Regions from separate parts of the Homo sapiens genome. Here region 1 is linked to region 2. The links are chromatin loops, found by intact Hi-C in ENCODE. Cell type or tissue: gastrocnemius medialis. All regions are shown on one strand. Each heading gives the region's core, and the rest is flanking DNA. Links, peaks and the distances in the headings are about the cores only. Region 1 overlaps LOC105370261 (a long non-coding RNA gene). Region 2 has its middle 8.3 kb from the start of KCTD12.

What was found. Peaks named below come from ENCODE experiments on the same cell type or tissue, not always from the same donor. Only the 100,000 strongest peaks of a DNase experiment are listed, where the experiment ranks them.
Region 1: it touches region 2 in a loop (4-fold over the local background); 1 of 110 quality-filtered maps calls a loop at or near these places.

Annotation. Positions count from the first base shown.
Region 1 is chr13:76,280,235-76,289,895 of GRCh38, forward strand. It overlaps LOC105370261 (a long non-coding RNA gene), which reads left to right. Exons shown (of 3, transcript XR_942092.3): 3 at 729-1,033. Among named protein-coding and RNA genes, the nearest start is that of LINC00561, 350 kb to the left of the region's middle. In gastrocnemius medialis, for the core only: no CTCF peak of the experiment used is centred there; no DNase peak of the experiment used is centred there; H3K27ac peaks cover 591 bases.
Region 2 is chr13:76,889,892-76,899,446 of GRCh38, forward strand. No RefSeq gene overlaps it. Among named protein-coding and RNA genes, the nearest start is that of KCTD12, 8.3 kb to the left of the region's middle. In gastrocnemius medialis, for the core only: no CTCF peak of the experiment used is centred there; no DNase peak of the experiment used is centred there.

The DNA.
Region 1 (9,661 bases), core at 1,662-9,661, 610 kb before region 2:
GACTGGATAAAGAAAATGTGCTACATATACACCACGGAATACTATGCAGCCATAAAAAAGAATAAAATCATGGTCTTTGCAGCAACATGGATGCAGCTGAAGGTCACCATCCTAAGCGAATTAATGCAGAAACAGAAAGCCAAATAGCACATGTTCTTACTTACAAGTGGGAGTCAATCACTGGGCACACAGGGACACAGATGGGAAAATAGACACCAGAGCTTCCAAAAGAGGGAGAGAAAGAGGGGGCCAAAGGTTGAAAATCTACCCATCAAGTACTATGTTTGCAACTTGGGTGAACAGATCACTAGAAACCCAAACCTCAGCATCATGTAATATACCCATATAACAAACCTGCACATGTACTCCCTGAATCTAAATATATGAAAGGAAAAAACAGTACAGCAGCAGTAAATACTAAGATGTGCCACCTAGATTCTCCTTCAGGAATAAAGTACATATCGCCGCAGTTTCTGAGTGTGCCACTGGCATCCAGACCTCAGCTATCAGCCCTCTTCTGAATTGCCTCTGCTGAGGAGTGCTATCTTGCCCAAGGTCATAACTACTGGACATAAGAATGTAAAGGCTCTGTCTTCTCCTTTAATTCTTAAAAACTGTTAAGGACCACCCTTGATTCAATATGGTTGGCTAACGGCCTTCGTTGTGACTGCATCACAGCCCAACATCTTCCTCTGCCAAATCCTGCCTCTTTCTCTTCATTTCCACAGGTGTTGATCCCAAGAGTGCTTCCTAAGAATCCTCCTCCATGTTAACTTTCATCCTAGAGTCTGCTTCACTGATTGCCCAACTTGCAACAGAAAGTAGTAATATCTCTGCTTTTGTATTGTTTCATGCACTACTCATCTAAGGTTCTAGGACAGTGTTCTCTCTCGTTTCCAATAATAAAATTCTTCTGATTGTCCTGGGGAGTATTTTTGATGTGCATTTTATAGTCTCTCATGCAGCAAAAACCCAAGTGAAATAGCTATCTACACTTTGTAGATTCATTAAATGCATTGGATACACAACGAAATTGAGCTTCTTATTTATGGTTTCCTTCAATAAATGTGGTTTTAAAAATTCCTTGTTTGTGAATAATTTAAGTTCACTGAAAGGAGTTTGACGGGTTATTTAAATTGAACGTTGTGGAGAAATAGTATTATTTTAATTGCTAGATGTTTTAGCCATTCTGTGAAATCTCTTTATTCATGGAAATAGCATAATTTTTTATTTTGAAAAAGTGTATTTCAGCCTGCGAAACATGGTGAAACCTTGTCTCTACAAAATATAGAAAAATTAGCCAGGCATGGTGGAGCCCCTGTCATCCCAGCTACTTGGGGGGCTAAGGCAGGAAGATCACTTGCACCCAGGAGGTTGAGGCTACAGTGAGCCGTGTTCCCACCACTTCACTCCAGTCTGGGTAACCAAGTGAGAGAGCCTGTCTCAAAAAAAAAAAAAAAATTAAGTGCATTATTAAAAAGAAAGCTATTTCACTATTTTTACTTCAAAAAGAGGATCTGAAAAGAGAATGATAGACATTGTCAAATAACGTTGGCTTACAATATTCAACATTAAGTGAAAAGTGTGTAAAAAAACTGCAAAAAGATGGATGCTACACAGAAGAGTTATTTCCCATCGAAAGTCTCTAAAGAACACTTTAGGGATAACTTAATGATATCTCAATATGAGAAAAGGAAAAAAAATGGGCCATTGAGACATTCATTGTGAAAAACATCAAATATTTTTATAAATAATATTTACCTATCATTTTAATTTTATGTAACAAAAAATACAAATTTAGTATTATCTAAACTAGGGATGGGGTAGTTTTATTTTAACGCAAACATTAATATTGAGGCAGCTCACCCCACCAACCTGATTTCTGGAAGTCTGATATAATCATTTGGTATCAAATCTACTTATCTCAGTGGTCTCGGGAACAGGGCAATTGTACTCAGGAATTGATGAATTACAGGGAAACGTAAGGATCAAAGAAGCACAAACAAGACCAACTTCATGGCCCACCTGCATTATTTTGTTGCAGTGAAATTTTGCATAGAAAACATGTTGCCCTGTATCACATTCCTAGGTTTCAGGAGCTTATGAATATGTATTATAAACCAAATGAAGAAATAAATCATCTAAACATAAACAGAAAAAGATAATGGAAACTAATATGCATTGCTTATCTGGCACAGTTCTAGATACTTTTCCCTTAATTAATATCCATAGACCCCATAAGAGGCTTAAATTATTAAGCGTACTTTGCAAAGAAATTAGTAACTTAGCCAACATCATACAGTTAATAAAAGAAGGAGTCAAGATTCAAAGCAAGATCAGTGAGGCTCCAAAGTCCATTTACATTTGTTTGTTTGTTTGTTTGTTAATTTTTTATTTCCATAGGTTTTTGGAGAACAAGTGGTATTTGGTTACATGAGTAACTTATTTAGTGGAGATTTGTGAGATTTTGGTGCACCCATTATCACTCGAGCAGTATATACTGAACCCAATTTGTAGTCTTTTATCCTTCACCCCCATTTGGATTCTTACCATCACACAAGTAGGAATGATTATGTGCACCTGTGTACTATCCTGGGGTCTCCATGCCCCTCATAATCTTTCTCCTCTTTCTTGTTCAGCCCTTCCCTGCTACTTTTTGTGTATCTCATTTGTTTGCTTATTTAATGAAGGCAAGGTATCTTAACTCCTTATGAATAACAAGAATGTTTGAGGTAAGAAAGATGTGTAAGTTAATTGCTTCTTATTGTGAGAACAATACAGGTTGAGTATCCCTTATCCAAAATAGTTGGGACCAGAATTGTTTTGGGTTTCATTTATTTTCGGATTTTGGAATATTTGCATAAACACAATGAGGTCTCTTGGGGATGGGACCTAAGTTCATTTAAGTTTTATATACACTTCGTACACATAGTCTGAAGGTAAGTTTATACAATATTTTAAATAATTGTATGTGTTAAAACAAAGTTTTTGCTATGTTTTGACTGTGACCTGTCACATGAGGTCAGGTGTGGTGCATTTCAAATTTGGGATTTTCAGATTAGGAATGCTTAACCTGTAGTGCTATTACAAAAATTTAACTTCAACTCATCTAAGCTCCTCTGTCTTTTTCAAATAGCCAATAATTGAGTTGTAGAGGACTATGTAAATTACAATAAGCAAAAGTTGAACTCATTACATACGCTTGGTGTGCTTGTATAAATAAACCTATCACAAATAAAGTCATTTACCATATTTCTGGGATGACTATTATGAAAAATGTGTGCAGTTTTCAAGAGACTTAAAATTATTTTTAACAATCCAAAAGAAAAAAAAATGTGATGCATATAGGTCAATGGTTATTAGCCATGGTGAAGTTGTCCCCTATGGGACAGTTGGCAATGTCTGGAGACATTTTTGGTTCTTACAGTTCTATAGGGTGCTATCAGTACCCAATCCACAGCATCTAGGGCTGCTGTTATATATCTTACCATGCACAGGACAGCACTCCTCTGCCCCACAACAAAAACTTATTTAGCCCAAAATGTCAATAGTGGTGTTATTGAGAAATGCTGTTCTAGGTGACATGCAAGTTTTAAGAAATGGGATCGATCTTTCTCTTGTCATAAAATCAAAAATTATGGAATATTTATTTTCCTGCCTCAATCTGTTATACCTTTAATAGTTATTTTATCATGAATTTTGCCTAATATTTATTTTAAAAATATTTTATAAAAATATTGCTGATTTTGTCTATTGAGTTTTGTGGTGCCAGGGCATATAAGTCTCAGGTATTCCACCGTGGTCTTGGTTCTGTTAAAGGTATTTTTAAAAGGAACATAATACAGCACAATGGTGAAAAATAAGACTCTGGGATTTAAATGTCTGGGCCCAAATCATGGTTTTACCAATTCTAATCCCAGGTCCTTGGTTTAGTTTTTTTTTTTGTTTTGTTTTGTTTTGTTTTGTTTTTTTGAGACGGAGTCTCATTCTTTTGCCTAGGCTGGAGTGCAGTGGCGCGATCTTGGCTCACTGCAACCTCTGCCTCCCAGGCTTAAGTGATTCTCTTGCCTCAGCCTTCTGAGTAGCTGGGACTGCAGGTGTACACCACCACACCCCGCTAATTTTTTGTATCTTTAGTAGAGATGTGGTTTCACCATGTTGGCCAGGCTGGTCTCAAACTCCTGACCTCAAGTGATCCACCCAGCTTGGCCTCCCAAAGTGCTGGGATTACAGGCATGAGCCACTCTGCCAACTCCTTGGTTTACTTCTCCATCTATAAAATGGAGAAAGTAGTACCTATGTCATATGGTTGGCTCAAGAGGTAAATTTATCAGCAAAATATCTGGTAAAGTCAACTCACCATAAACACATAACACTAAACTGGGTATACTTTGTGGTGTCATGAATAGCGGGGAGGGAGAATGAGTGTTCTTTTGTTGTTCAACATTTGTAAGGAATAGCACTATCCCGTCCATTCCCTTTTTCTCTATTTATGAGGGCCACATCCAAGCCCTTCATTTTTGGTTATCTTACCTCCATGTGGTTGTAGAACAGAAACTTCTAGTTACCTAGAACAAAAATCAATTTTCCGCTTCTGCTACAATAACAAAATGTTGCATTTCATCTGGTCTCACTGTCACCTGGAATTAAAAAAAAAACAATGGACAGTATTTCCTAGATTCCCTTGTAGCTAGCTGTAGCCTTGTAATAAGTAGTACTTACCACAGCAGAAACATATATGTGAAATTCTAGAAAGGCTGTTTATGGATTTAAATTATTAAGGAGGGAGATGTTTTTTGCTTTATCTTTTGTTCTTCATCTGGCCTGCAATGCCAAAGTGATTGGAGATCCAGCCATCACTTCGAAACATGAGAATGTTAGAGTAGGTAGCTAAGCAAACATGAGCAGAACAGGAGAGGGTCCCCCCCTCCCCGTCCCCTCTGCCTCCCAGGAATATCAGGTGACCATCAGGTGATGGTCAGGCAGTTGTTAAAGAGTCTCTCTAAAATAATAATTGGTTGTAGCTGGCACCAAGGAAAGGCAGGCTCCTAATAGATAGAAAACACCTGAAGCTGGTGGTCAGCAACTTCCTGATAAGATCTTGTTCAGGAGCTGGGTGAACGGGCTCAAGCATGCACAGTACGAGACAAAAAAGAAGACTTCAACTGGTATATGACCTTCCTCTAGGAACACTCTACTGGTAAGGAAAAAATGTCTCAAATGAGCACGTGCCCAACTTCAGTAAACACACTGTACATGCGACCCCTCCCAAGTGCTGTCAGGCCACTGCACATGTAGACAGCCCACCCCAAAGAAAAATCAAGGGAAAAGAAATGCAAACTTCTGAACCATGCCAGTGTGTAAAAACCCCAAGTCAAGGGCCAAACGGTGCTCTTCGATCTCTCAAGTTGCCCGCTTGGTCCTCTTCCAAGTGTACTTCACTTCCTTTCGTTCCTGCTCTAAAACTTTTGAATAAACTTTCACTCCTGCTTTAAAACTTGCCTCAGCCTCTCGCTCTGCTTTATGCCTCTCTGCTGAATTCTTTCCTCCAAGGAGGCAAGAATTGAATTGCTGCAGACCTGTATGGATTTGCTACTGCCTACAAGAACACCATGGAAATAGCAGACACTTTATGTTAGCATAGTGAAGTGGAAAGATGGATGTCAGGGTTCCTGATCTGATGATAAGATGGAGTTGCCACTTCAGCCTTAACCTGCCCACTTCTGGACCTTTTTTAAATGAGAGAGAAAAAGAACAATCTTGTATTTCTCATCATCAGTCACAATATTTGTGTTTAGTACAGCCAAGCCTTATTTTAACTGATAAAAATCACCTTTTCATGTGTCATTTTGGAACCCTTGAGAGCTAACTAGCTTTCCTTAACCACACTCACTCTAACAAGGATTTGTATGTCTAGCAGACTTGCTTAATTTATAAATAGCTTTTTAGGACCTTTATTTTCATTTTCCCTTATCTTCCACTTAAAGTTATTAACTTGGCTTTCGGCTTTAATTTCTGTAGCTCGAATTTTGCTAGTCATATGTGCAGATAAGCGGCCCACACTTTTGACTCACACCAAATAGAGAATGTTTGCTTAACAATGAAACACATTTTATTTTTACATGTAACTTCTTCTCTAGCCATAAACTGGAAAGTTGGATGTCCTTGCTTTTGCAAACTGCTTGGTAACCACTATTCTGACCTTATTTGATTGAGACTATTTTTGGATACAGAAAAATGCATATTTGTGGTTCAAAGCTTAAATTACAAAAACTTGTTCTCGGCTACAGTTGCCAGAGTAAGTCATGAACAATTTCTAATAGGAGAGAACAAAGTGGTTCTTAATACTATTAATAATAATGTAGAAATTAAATGGGAAATGGGTAAAATCAGTCTCATTTAAGTGCCAGGAAAGTCTTCTGCTTCATGCTCATCAAGTGTGAACCTGCACTGTGTAATACCCAATGGGTAGTGAGGAGGAGGAAAAGGAGTAAATGGATAGATAGATAGATAGATAGTAGAAACACATGGCTTTGGTATTTTTTTTTTCTATTTTCCTTTTCAGGTTTCTTCCTGATGCTAGAAAAAGTCTAGAGTATTATTTGAGGAAGTTGTCAAATTCTTTCTAACTTTTTTAAAGACACACACTATGTATGTCTTCTGAAACATACATATATTATTATAGTAAATACTGTCAGTCAGTGCCCCACCTCTATTCCCATGTGCCATATCAATTCAGAGGACTTCATCTGGCCATCACATTCTGTTCTGTCCTCAAGTGGAGCAGGCCAGAAATACCAAGAAGCTAACATCCTTCTGGCAGTAGGCCTCAGCCAGTGAGTTACTGGTGAAAGTTGGTGCGAAAATACCCCAGTTCTCTCTCCTGTTGCATGGTATAACTCTGAAATGCATCTTTTACACCTGCTCCCAGGGATCCTCAATGTGATTAAGCTGGCTTAGTAATGCATAATTTTAATAAAAGATGATCCTTTGTTGCTGTATATATGTCAAGCATTATCTAATTTTAGACAATGTACCTATAATCATCTTCATGATTGGAAAGGAGCTCAAAGGAGTCCAACTGATTATTTTAATCATGTAGCTCTACAGGATCTATCGCATACATTACCTCCTCTGCAGGTGCTTATCAGAGAGAAAATAATAAAATTCTTGAGGGAGAGGAACAATATTTTTTTAAATTCCTGAAGATCATGCATTTACTAAATATGGAACAAATGTTTCCATGTCTTCTGTGTGTCAGATGCATTGCTATGAACTGGGGATATAATGATGTGTTTGTTCTCATGAAGCTTACCACCTAAAATGAGATTAAGGGATAAGTAATAAAACATGTTTTAAGACAAAAAAATGCCATGTAAACTGTATTTATTGCCTGTGCACTCCTCTTTGCAATAAAACTTGCCTCTGTATTAAGCTGAACTCTCAGAGAGACCAGAACAGAGGTGGGTTTTATTGCAAAGAGCAATGCACAGGCAGTAAGTATAGTTATAATACAGAACTGTGTTTTGTTGTAATGTCATCAGCATACATAAAAGTAGATTATACAGAAACAATACAATTACACATAGTACTGTGTTTTTTGGAGGATATGAGGAGTACTAGTTAAATCCGTCTTATAGGATCTCTCATAAGGACACAGAGTAATTTTTCTACTCTCTAATTAAAAGGGATACTTATGCTTGTCCCAATCAACTGGTTTGCTTTTAACTAACTTATGGCTACTATGATCCTTCTATGTTTTCCTATTTTATATTGTAGGCTTTCACTCCCTCCAATATTTGTGGCTCTCACTCTGAAATTCATTGTATTTGTTCTTATTTTTCTCTTATTATGTTTCTCTTAGTTTTTAATATGAATTTGTCTTTATGTAGTGTCCAAATCTTTTTAGGCTACTTCAAATCATTCCAGATTAAGATTTTATATAAGTAACTAATCAAAAATGTGAAATGATTAAAACATCTCAAAGCAAAATATTCCCAATTTTAATAATTTACACAGATATTATTTCATTAGTTAGATAATGTTTCACCTGATCTTTATATCAGAAGTTATTAGAAAACCCATATCTTAGGTCATTGTTGTTAAATTTGAATAATTTTGAATGTGTTTCAAGTTTTAAAAGTTTTATATGCTGTGGATATAAGGGAATCACACAAAAATCAGTTTTTTTCTGTACTTCATATATTAACCTCCTACTCATACAATTTTCAGAGGATTTTAGCACTCATGGAAAGGTTTTTGATCATGCTCAAAGTTTAATATTGCTGCAGCAATAACATCTGTATTTACTTTGAGGAAAAGAACAATCATCCAGCAATTGAAAGACTATACTATGCGGAGGATAACCAAGAACCTTCTTAGAGTTGCAGAGTGTTATGTGTTACTAAAAGAGAGGGATGTTTATCGCAACTAAGTGAAGTCTTCAGATTCAGCAGCCTTGTGAATTTGTGGTGTATAAAATTACAAAGCTCCTTTTGTGGAAAGATGGTCACTCTCAAATTTATGTCCTTTGTTTACAGATTATGTATGACTTTAACAACTCTTTGAGTTATTTAGCCTTTGAAATATTGAGATAGTCTAATTCTATGTGGTTCAAATTAGTTAGATGCGTTAGCTGGGTTGGTTTTTTTGTTTGTTTTTTCGGTGGGGGACTCGTTTTTTATTTAACTAAATTCCCCAAAGTGCACAAATGACAAAACTGATTGACCCATTTATTTCTCTAGAAGAGAATAACAGAGAATTATTCTTTTAAAATATAAAAGGCTGCAGAAAATATCAAATATTTCAGGCACTTTATTTTCCCTAAGTATTTTAGTTTAATTTGATGCTTCACGGTTACATGACTTTCATATAAATGTACCTCAGAATTGTTTAAACCAATTTTCTGCATTATTTCTGCTCTTGTCCTATCAAGGAACTTCTCACTTTAAACAAGACCCCTACTGAGAATTGAGAAGTCATTTAAAATGCCACCATGGTTCTGCATTATATGACTCTGCACCCCCTTCTCTCAGGATGTAAAAAGAAATAATATTGTACCTGAACATAACAACTATAATAGAAATGTTCTGCTTTTTTAAACAACCCCTCTTATGCCATAGGAATTCAAGTTGGTTGATACAAAAATATAAATAATAATGGATGTTAAATTAATAAATAAAGCCAGCTTGGATGAAGGCGATGGGGTGGTAGAGGACATAACTTGTTGACTGTGAAAGTGTTTGATCCAAGTTGGAAAAATGAAGATTCCTTAAGAACTAAGTTTCTTTGTGAGCCCTGTGGTCACAGGCAAGCCTGCCCTTTTATTCTGTGTTCTGAAATGATGTGGAATTTTTTCTCCAAGGCTGTCATTCCAGTACTTTCCACAGGCAAGTAACTGAATATCCAAAAGCCTGGTACTGAAGAGCCAAGCTCAACATCCTCTCTTGGCTCCATTCTATGGCTTTTTCTGCTGAATAAGGCCTGCTGAGAATGACTAGATTGTAGTTTATTATGTTGTCCTGATTATGAATCAGTGCAATTTACAAATGTTTTGCATTTGAAACCCAGAGTTGTTTTAGGCTCATTTGCTGACATATGTGAATTTGCTAGAAAGGGCCAGGATCAAATGACATCCACCATCTGTGAAGGGTATTATGTC
Region 2 (9,555 bases), core at 1,556-9,555:
CATTGCTCCTTTTCAAGTAACTCTTTGTATTTTCCTGAATAAGATACAGTGTGCCTGCAAGTAACCTGTCCTTTGATCCTAAAGTGGAGGATACTGGAAACATCTCTGGACCTACATTCTCATCTCATTTGCATCTTCTCCCCCACCTACTGCCTTCTCTTCAAACCAGCTTCCCCTCCCACTCCCCACAGTAATCCTTCTTATCCAAAGTTTCCATTACCATGGTTTCAGTTACCCATGGTCAGCTGTGGTTTGAAAATATTACATGGAAATTCCAGAAATATAACTAATTCATAAATTCAAAATTGCACACCATTCAGAGTAGTGTGATGAAATCTCCCACTGTCCTGCTTCGTCTTGCCCTGGACATGAATATCCACACCTCTACACTCCCAACCCATGAGTCACTTAGTAGCCATCTCAGCTGTCAGATCAACTGTCTTAGTATCACCCTATCACAGTGCTTGTGTTCAAGTAACACTCAGTTTACTTAATAAATGGCCACAAATTACAAGAGTAGTGATGCTGGCAATTCAGATATGCCAAAGAGAAGCCATAAAATGCTGCCTTTAAGTGAAAAGGTGAAAGTTCTCAATTTAATAAGAAAAAAAAAGTTACATCCCAAGGTTGCTAAGATCTATGATAAGAATGTAGACATTGTGAAATTTCTGTGAAATTATGAAGGAAAAATTTGTGCTAGTTTTGCTGTCACACCTCCAAACACAAAACGTATGGCACAGAGTGCATGATAAGTGTGTAGTGAAAATGGAAAAGGCATTAAACTTGTGGATTGAAGACATGAAGAGAAACATGTTCCAATGGACAGCAATCAGGTTCAGTACTACCTACGGTTTCAGTCACCCACTGAGGGTCTTGGAATGTATACCCTTTGTATGAAAGGAGACTACTGTATTCTGCATACCAAAGATTTAAGGAAAGGAATGAGGAACATGAAGAGAAATATAAAGTTAAAGGGGAGGAAGAACTGGTGAAATGAAGTGAGTGCCTTTGAGAATTGAATGAATTTAATATATGTGAAAATGATCTGTACATTGTAAAACACCATTCAAGTGTCAGAATCATTATTTTCCACCACTTATCATGGTGCTTGACAAGTCTTCCCAATAAATACTGAATGAACAAATGAATGGCAGAAACATTAAAATGAACACTATGGGGAAAGGGGAAGAGAGGCAGAATCAGAAATTATCCTGAATAAATATTTATTCCATTTGTCATCCTCCTAATATGTGTGAATCTTTTCTCCATGCAGGCTTTAGAAGTCATTGACTTTTTGCATTTAGAAGGAGAGATTAATTGAATAACATTAAGTGAATCCGGAGGCAAAATGATCTTAATAAAGATTTGGTAAAAGATGTGACAATATTTAACCTGAAGAAAAGAGAACAAAATGTTATATAGGGTACACTGCCAAAATACTAGGTCTAAATTCCAGTTACTCAGGAGGCTGAGGCAGGAGAATTGCTTGAACCTGAGAGGCAGAGGTTGCAGTGAGCCAAGGTCGCACCACTGCACTCCAGCCTAGGCAACAGAGCGAGACCCCATCTCAAAAAACAAAACAAACAAAAAAAAAAAACAGGTCTAGACAGTAAAGAATATCCCAACATTGTATGATTATCTCTAGAGTATGATTTTTATGATTTATAGAACCAAACAAAGAAACAAAAGTTAACAATGTTGATATTTCTATACCCTTAAGATGGTGTTTGGAGCTTATCCAGGAAACAAATAATATAACAAGCATGTATAGAGTACTTACTATGAGCCAGCCCTATTTATAGAACTATACATGTATGAACTCATTTAATCCTAACAATAACTTTATGAGGTTGGTGCTATTACCCAAGTTTTAGATGAGAAACTGAGGCACAGTGAACTAATTTTCCCAAGATCATACAGCAAATAGGTGCTGGAGCTGGGATTTGAACCCAGGCAGTGTAGCCTTAGAATCTGTGCTTTTAAACACTGCATTTTAAATCCCCTTTCCTCTAGGAGTGCTTTACATGTATTAAGAAGTAAGTTATATTATTTTCCCCCTTTACAGATGAGAAACCCAAGGCAAAGAGAAGTAAGGTAACTTGACCAAGATAACACAGCTCTTTATCTCTGCTGGGGGCAGAAATGCTACTCTAAAGTCTACGTGCTTGTGTTCCGCAGTACTGGTAACCAGAAACTCAAAGTAGCCACCCTGAAAGAACTAGGGTTAAGAAAGAGTCAAGTCCTTGGCCCTTATTTCTTCTTTCTGCCTTCTTTTTTCCTTCCAACCTATTTTAGGTTTATGGGTACCTGTGCAGGTTTGTTACACAGGTAAATTGCACGTCGCAGGGGTTTGGTGTACAGATTATTTCATCACCAAAGTAATAAGCATAGTACCTGATAGGTAGTTTTTGGATTCTCACCTTCCATCCAACCTCTACCCTCAAGTAGGCTCCAATGTCTATTGTTCCCTTCCTTGTATCCATGTGTACTTTTACCCAAATAAGAATCTCTATTTGAGCCCCTGGATAGAACTGACACACTATTGTCCTAATCTTTCCCTAATTCAGTCCTGTACACAAAATAAACAAGATTTTATTTCTGGCTCTCTCAAATATCATTACGGTTTGCAAAGCACCAAGTTCCTAGCATGTTCATTTGGCTTTATTCTGATCTCATTAACTCTTGACAAGGATAAAGTGAATCCATGGAAACTGCTGAGATCTAGGTTCCAGTTTCCCAAAGCAAGCAGTATCCACTGGTCTTCTGGGGCTCATAAAATTGAACAAGTGCATTCTACTTGTGGCTTTGCATATCAAACTGAACACAAAAATAGCTGGCCCTCATCACTTGAGTGATTCTGGAACTTCTGACTAAGACTAATTATTAACATCACTGATGTTTCATAAGAATTTGAAAGTCTTGGTTTCCAATCATGATATTAAATTTAGAGAGGAACTATATATAAGTTATCACATTCTAATCACATTCTAGTGTTTTTCTGTTTCGAGTGTTTTCATATTGTCAGGTTGACTTAATTATCACAATTTTGTGAGGTGTTAACCAACCTGTGTTCCAAATGAAGAAAGAAACTCAAAAAGGTTAGGTGACTCACACCTCCTCTCAGGTGGCTGGGATGCAGTGCTGGGATGCACGTGGATGCTTCCTGATTTCATATCCCATGCTCTTTGAACTCTTCAGCAGCCATATCAGCTCCATTTAACACCCAAATGAAGGTTGTCATTCAAAATAATCACCTTGAAGACTATATACTCCTTTGAGGGATGCTGGAATCACTCACCATTTTTGGTACATTTGTTTGGAAATTTTCTTCAAAGCCAATTTACACAAGAATATCACCCTATTATTTTATACTTATGTTAAAGTTGTAGTTGATATCTTTCTAGGGCTCTAAAACAGGGCACCTCACTGCAGGACAGACCCACATGCCTGAAAATAAATTAGGACAAAGCCAGTTTTCATGAATGAAACTAAGGTGATGATCATCGGGTATTCACCTTTTGACATTGGGTTTTAAAGATCTCATCCCTAGAGTTCTCTAATATGCTGAATAGCATTGAGTTTAGGTTACTTAGAAAGAAGGGCTGATTCAACTGCAGAGATTTTAATATGTGGTTCCAGAAAGTCTGCATATTTTATTGTGAGGTTTGCACAAGAAGCCAAGCCACTGGCTAGACTGTAATGGTTGATTTCTTATGTAATTGTAAGATCATTTATTTGATATAATTAAGGGGGAAAAATATATTTCCCCAATTTGCTTTCCAGTTACTAAAGAAATATGCATAATATTTCACAGTAAGAAAATTGCCTCAAAACATGCTAAACTTTAAATTTACATTACTTGGTATAATTTACTTTTAAAAAATACATTTCTTTTCCTACAGTAAAATATAGATGGGAAAATCATACACTTTAGAGTTTGATGAACCTGTATCCTTCTCCTGGTTTTATTTAAAATCAGATATTGGTCATAGTTATTTAAATATTCTAAACTTCAGATATTTATCTTAAAATGGAGCAAAAATACCAACCTCATGGGACTCTTGTGAGATTAAATGAGATGATACAAAGCATTTTCTTCCACAATGTCTGGCACATAACGGATACATCATGACATCATGCATGTAGGTTTCTGCTCCCACCCTTTCATTCCCCCATTGCCATTGCACTTCTATAATTCAGAGTTCCTTGGTGAGTTTGCTTACCTCATTCTTCAATCTGTTTATCACTCTCTCTTAGATGATGTCTCTTTAACAGTAACTAAAATGGACAGGGTAAATGGCACTTCCTCAGCAGTTCCCCATTTCTTCCTAGGAGTCAGTCACATCTAACACAAATTTACTCTCTGGTTGGAAAATTTAGTCAAAATCTAGACAGCTGGGAACCCTCAATTCCAGGGCTTATTTCTCATCCTAGACTTTGCAACTCAAAGTACAGTTGGCATAGTTTTATCTCCGTAACTAAAAGTTCAGCTATTGGCAACCTCTAGGAGGTAAAGGCTGGGTAGGGGTGAGCAGAAGTGTTCTAAAGAGGGCCTTAAAAACTCCAGGTATCCTTAAAATCCAAAGACAATGACTTTTTCTCTGTTCTAAACCCAGGGACTTAAGCCATGAAATGTTGAGGAACTGAGCCTAAAGAGGGCAAGAGCACCATCCCAAACCACAGCTATGGTGTTTCCCCCTAGCTTCCAGGCGACAGTGGCTCCACAACAGGAAGAACGTGTGCACACTGCAAAGGAAACAGAAGTTTTGCATGGCTGCAACAGATTTTACTGGAAGAAGTATCAACAGTGCAAGTTTAGCTCCCCTTTACATTGCATTCAACATCCCTTCAAATATTTATAGAGCACCTGCTATGTGCCTGATCTTGCCAGAAGTTATGGATGGTTCCACAGGTCCTTGGCCCATGAGAACCTGTACAATATCAAAGTAAGTGACTAGTAAAATAGCAGGGACATGCCACAGGTGAAGATCATAGGGAGGGAAGTTACCTTCCTGCATGAGTCAGAGGTTTCTAGAGAAACAGGAAAGATACTATACAAAGCTGACCTCAAGTAAGTCAGGTCAAACAAAACACTTTTCCTCAGCATTGCTAATATCTCAGCATTGTGATAATACTGTAGACATAAGTATATTATATTTTGGCAAGGTATCTGACAGCTCATTCATGATCTTTTTGGATAAGATAGAGAAATGTGTGCTGGACAATAATATCAATTAGATGGAGACATGGTTGATAAAAACAGACATTCAAAGATTATTGATGAATGAAACAATGCGTAACTGAAGAGAACGGGTTAGGAGAAAGATTCTGTTTTAGCTTTTTTCTATTGAATTTTTATCAGTAAATTAAATTAACATGTGGGAATTATGCTAATAAAATGTATAGTTACACAGAGCTTAGTGGGCTAACTAACCAAACAAATATGGAATTAACTTTCAAAATTATCCACATAGGTTTCAGCAAGAAAGAGAAGCAAATAAGAGAGGATGTAGTAAGTATAAAGGTAAAGTTATGCAATTGCTTATGACACAGTCGAGCAGTTTACATGAAAAGTGACCTGGGAGTCTGCATCTACTGCAAGTTTAAGAAGCCAATACAGTGGCATGACTGTAACATGCACAGGTACAAACACCAAATACAATCGCTTTTCAACATTGGAAAGGACCTTATAAATTATTTATGTCAAATCTTTCCTCTTACAGATCCAAGCTGAGGATGTGATAGTAAAAACACAATAACTGACAGTAAAACTACACCTAGCATTCACATATCTTTAAGTCTAGGCATCACAAGCTTAAGAGTTATCTTAATAGGCAAGAGTATATTTGAAGGAGTATAAGCAAGCTTGTGAAGAATCCAAAAACAATGTAATAGCAAGATTTTTTAAATTTTAGCATAGAATAGCTTAGAAGAGAGTATTACTGGAGGCAGTGTGGCAGCTTGTCTTAGTCTGTTCACGTTGCTCTAACAAAATACCATAAACTGGGTGGCTTATAAATAACAGGAATGTATGTCTAACAGTTCTCATGGCTGAGAAGTCCAAAATCAAATCATCAGCAGATTAGGTGTCTAGAGAGGGTCTATTTCCTGGTGTGCAGATGGCTCCTTCTCTCTATGTCCTCACATAGTGGAAGAGGCAAACAAGCTCCCTCAGGCCTCTTTTATCAGGGCACTAATCCCATTCATGAGAACCTGATCACCTCCCAAGACCGCCTCTTAATACCATTATATGGGGGATTTGGTTTCAGCATGGGAATTTGAAGGGGACACAAACATTTAGACCATAGCACATGTTTAATGAGTCTGAAAAGTCCTTAGGACCCCCTGACCTAAAGGCTGAATTAGGGACATTGTCTTTGGGGGTGAGTAGACTGCTTCAATGTGTTCATTGTTGAACTACAGGGTTCTAGGTGGCCGGAGCATTGTCCAGTATTAAAAGAACTTTAAAAAGGCAGTCCCTTATTGATGAGGTACTTCCTGACTTCAGGGACAAAGTCACTGATGGAACCAATCCAGAAAAAGTGTTCTCATTGTCCAGCTCTTCTTCTTGTACAGCCAAAAGACTGGCAGCTGGTGTTTACCTTTTCCCTTCAAGGCTTGGGAGTTAGCAGCTGTATAAAAAGGGCAGTCCTAATCATAAATCCAATTGCATTTGTGCAAAACAGTAGGGGTAACCTATCCCTTCCTTCCTTAAATCCTAGTGCTTGCTTATCTTCCTTACTAAGAAATGTCCTATGTGGATTCCCTGCCCCCTCCAGAATAGAGCACTTTTGTCTGCATTAAATACCTGTTCAGGTAGATATCCTTCTTTTCTCAATGATTTTCTTAATGGTGTCTGGGAACTCGTCTGCTGCTTCTTGGTTGGCAGATACAGCTTCCCTTGTTATCTTCATATTTTTAAAACAAATCTCTTCCTAAAATTATCAAACCATCCTTTGCTGATATTAAGTTCTTCAGCTTTAGATCCTTCACCTTCCTTTATTAAGTTGTCATACCATGACTTTGCTTTTTCTTGAATCACATTAGAGTTTATAGATATGCCTTTCTTATAACAATTCTGTATCTACATGAAAAGCTGCATTTTCAATTCAAGATAAAAAGGTATTTTGCAAAAAGTCCAAGATTTTCATGCCTGCTGGCATAGCTGCAGCAGTGGCTTCATGAGTCTCCTCTCCTCTCCTCTCCTTTCTTTCCTTTTTTTTTTTTTATCAATGGTCCTTATACCGGATTCATTTATCTTGAAATGAAACCACAGCTGCAGACCTCAATCTATAATACACACCAAGCAATTTAACTGTTTCTTGTAATGTCATGACTTTTTTCTGCTTCTTAGGAGCATTTCCAGCATCACTAGTGGCAGTTTGTATGGGTGTCATGTGTTATTCAAGGTTTATGCTATTGCATTAAAACATGTTAAAAAAAATACACAGGAAACATGAGAGATCACTTTTCATTGTGACACATAATTTACCAGAGTTATGACCTGCTCATGCAGAGATGAGTAGCATTACATGGCATTTTAAGTGGATACTTTTGACACTTGAGCTCACTACAATAGCAACAGGAGGTGGCTATGAAATTATAGTAGTATAGTATGTGCTACAGTTAATTTTGTGCAGTTATAATTTAATACTGCATGTTTGTTTATAATTCTCTCAACTGCAGTGGTGCCATGTTTGGTCAGTAAGTATATACATAAATTTTGATGCAATTTACCTTTTTATAATAGCTTTGTGTAAATTTTATGGTAGCAAATCATCTAATAGGCTTGTATTGACATACATTTTATGCATTCATGACACAAGAAAATTTTTTTTATATTTCTAGGCCACATGAATGAAATGAGAGAACTCATTTCAGCATTAACTCAAATGTTCATAGTTCAAAGTCTCATGTGAGACAAGGCAAGTTCCTTCCCCCCCAGGAGCCTGTAAAATCAAAAGCAAGTTAGTTGCTTGTTAGCTACAATAGGGATGCAGGCATTGAGTAAATACAGCCATTCCAAATGGGAGAAATTGGCCAAAACAAAGGGGCTACAGGGCCCATTCAAGTCTGAAATCTAGCAGGGCAGTCAAATCTTAAAGCTCCAAAAGGATCTCCTTTGACACCATGTCTCACATCCAGGTCACACTGATGCAAGAAGTAGGTTCCCATAGTCTTGGTCAGCTTCACCCCTGTGGCTTTGCAGGGTACAGCCTCCCTCCTGGCTGCTTTCACAGCCTGGTGTTGAGTGTCTATGGCTTTTCCAGGCACATAATGCAAGCTGTCAGTGGACCTACCATTCTGGGGTCTGGAGGATGGTGGCCCTTTTCTCACAGCTCCACTAGGTGGTGCCCCAGTAGAGACTCTGTATGGGGGCTCCTACCCCACATTTTCCTTCTGCACTGCCCTAGCAGAGATTTTACATGAGGACCCCCTCCATAGCAAACTTCTGCCTGGACATCCAAGCATTTCCATACATCTGAAATCTAGGCACAAGTTCCCAAACCCCAATTCTTGGCTTCTGTGCACTCGCAGAATCAACACCACATGGAAGCTACCAAAGCTTGAGGCTTGCACCCTCTAAGCTCTGTGTTGTGAGCTCTGTGTTGGCCCTTTTCACCCATAGCTGCAGTGGCTGGGATGCAGGGCACCAAGTCTCTAGGCTGCACACAGCATGAGGACCCTGGGCCTGGCCCAAAAAAACACTTTTTCCCTCTAGGCTTCCAGGCCTGTGATGGGAGGGGCTGCTGTGAAGACTTCTGACATGCCCTGGAGACATTTTCCCCATTGTCTTGGGGATTAAAATTAAGCTCCTCATTACTTATGCAAATTTCTGCAGCTGACTTGAATGTCTCCTCAGAAAATAGGATTGTCTTTTCTATCACATTGTCAGGATGCAAATTTTCCAAACTTTTATGCTCTGCTTCCCTTATAAAAATAAATGCTTTTAACAGCACCCAAGTCATCTCTTAAATGCTTTGCTGCTTAGAAATTTCTTCTGCCAGATACCCTAAATCATCTCTCTCAAGTTCAAAGTTCCACAAATCTCTAGGGCAGGGGCAAAATGCTGCCCGTCTCTTTGCTAAAACATAGCAAGAGTCATCTTTGCTCCAGTTCCCAAAAAGTTCCCCATTTCATCTGAGACCACCTCAGCCTGGAACTTATTGTACATATTACTATCAGCATTTTTGTCAAAGCCATTCAACAAGTTTCTAGGAAGTTCCAAACTTTCCCACATTTTCCTGTCTTCTGAGCTCTCCAAACTGTTCCAACTTTTGCGTATTACCCAGTTCTAAAGTCACTTCCACATTCTCAAGTATCTTTTCGGTAACACCCTACTCCTGGTAGCAAATTACTATATTAGTCCATTTTCCTGCTGCTGATAAAGACATACATGAGACTGGGCAATTTACAAAAGAAAGAGTTTTACTGGATTTACGGTTCCACGTGGCTGGGGAGGCCTCACAATCATGGCAGAAGGCAAGGAGGAGCAAGTCACATCTTACATGGATGGCAGCAGGTAAAGAGAGAGCTTGTGCAGAGAAACTCCTG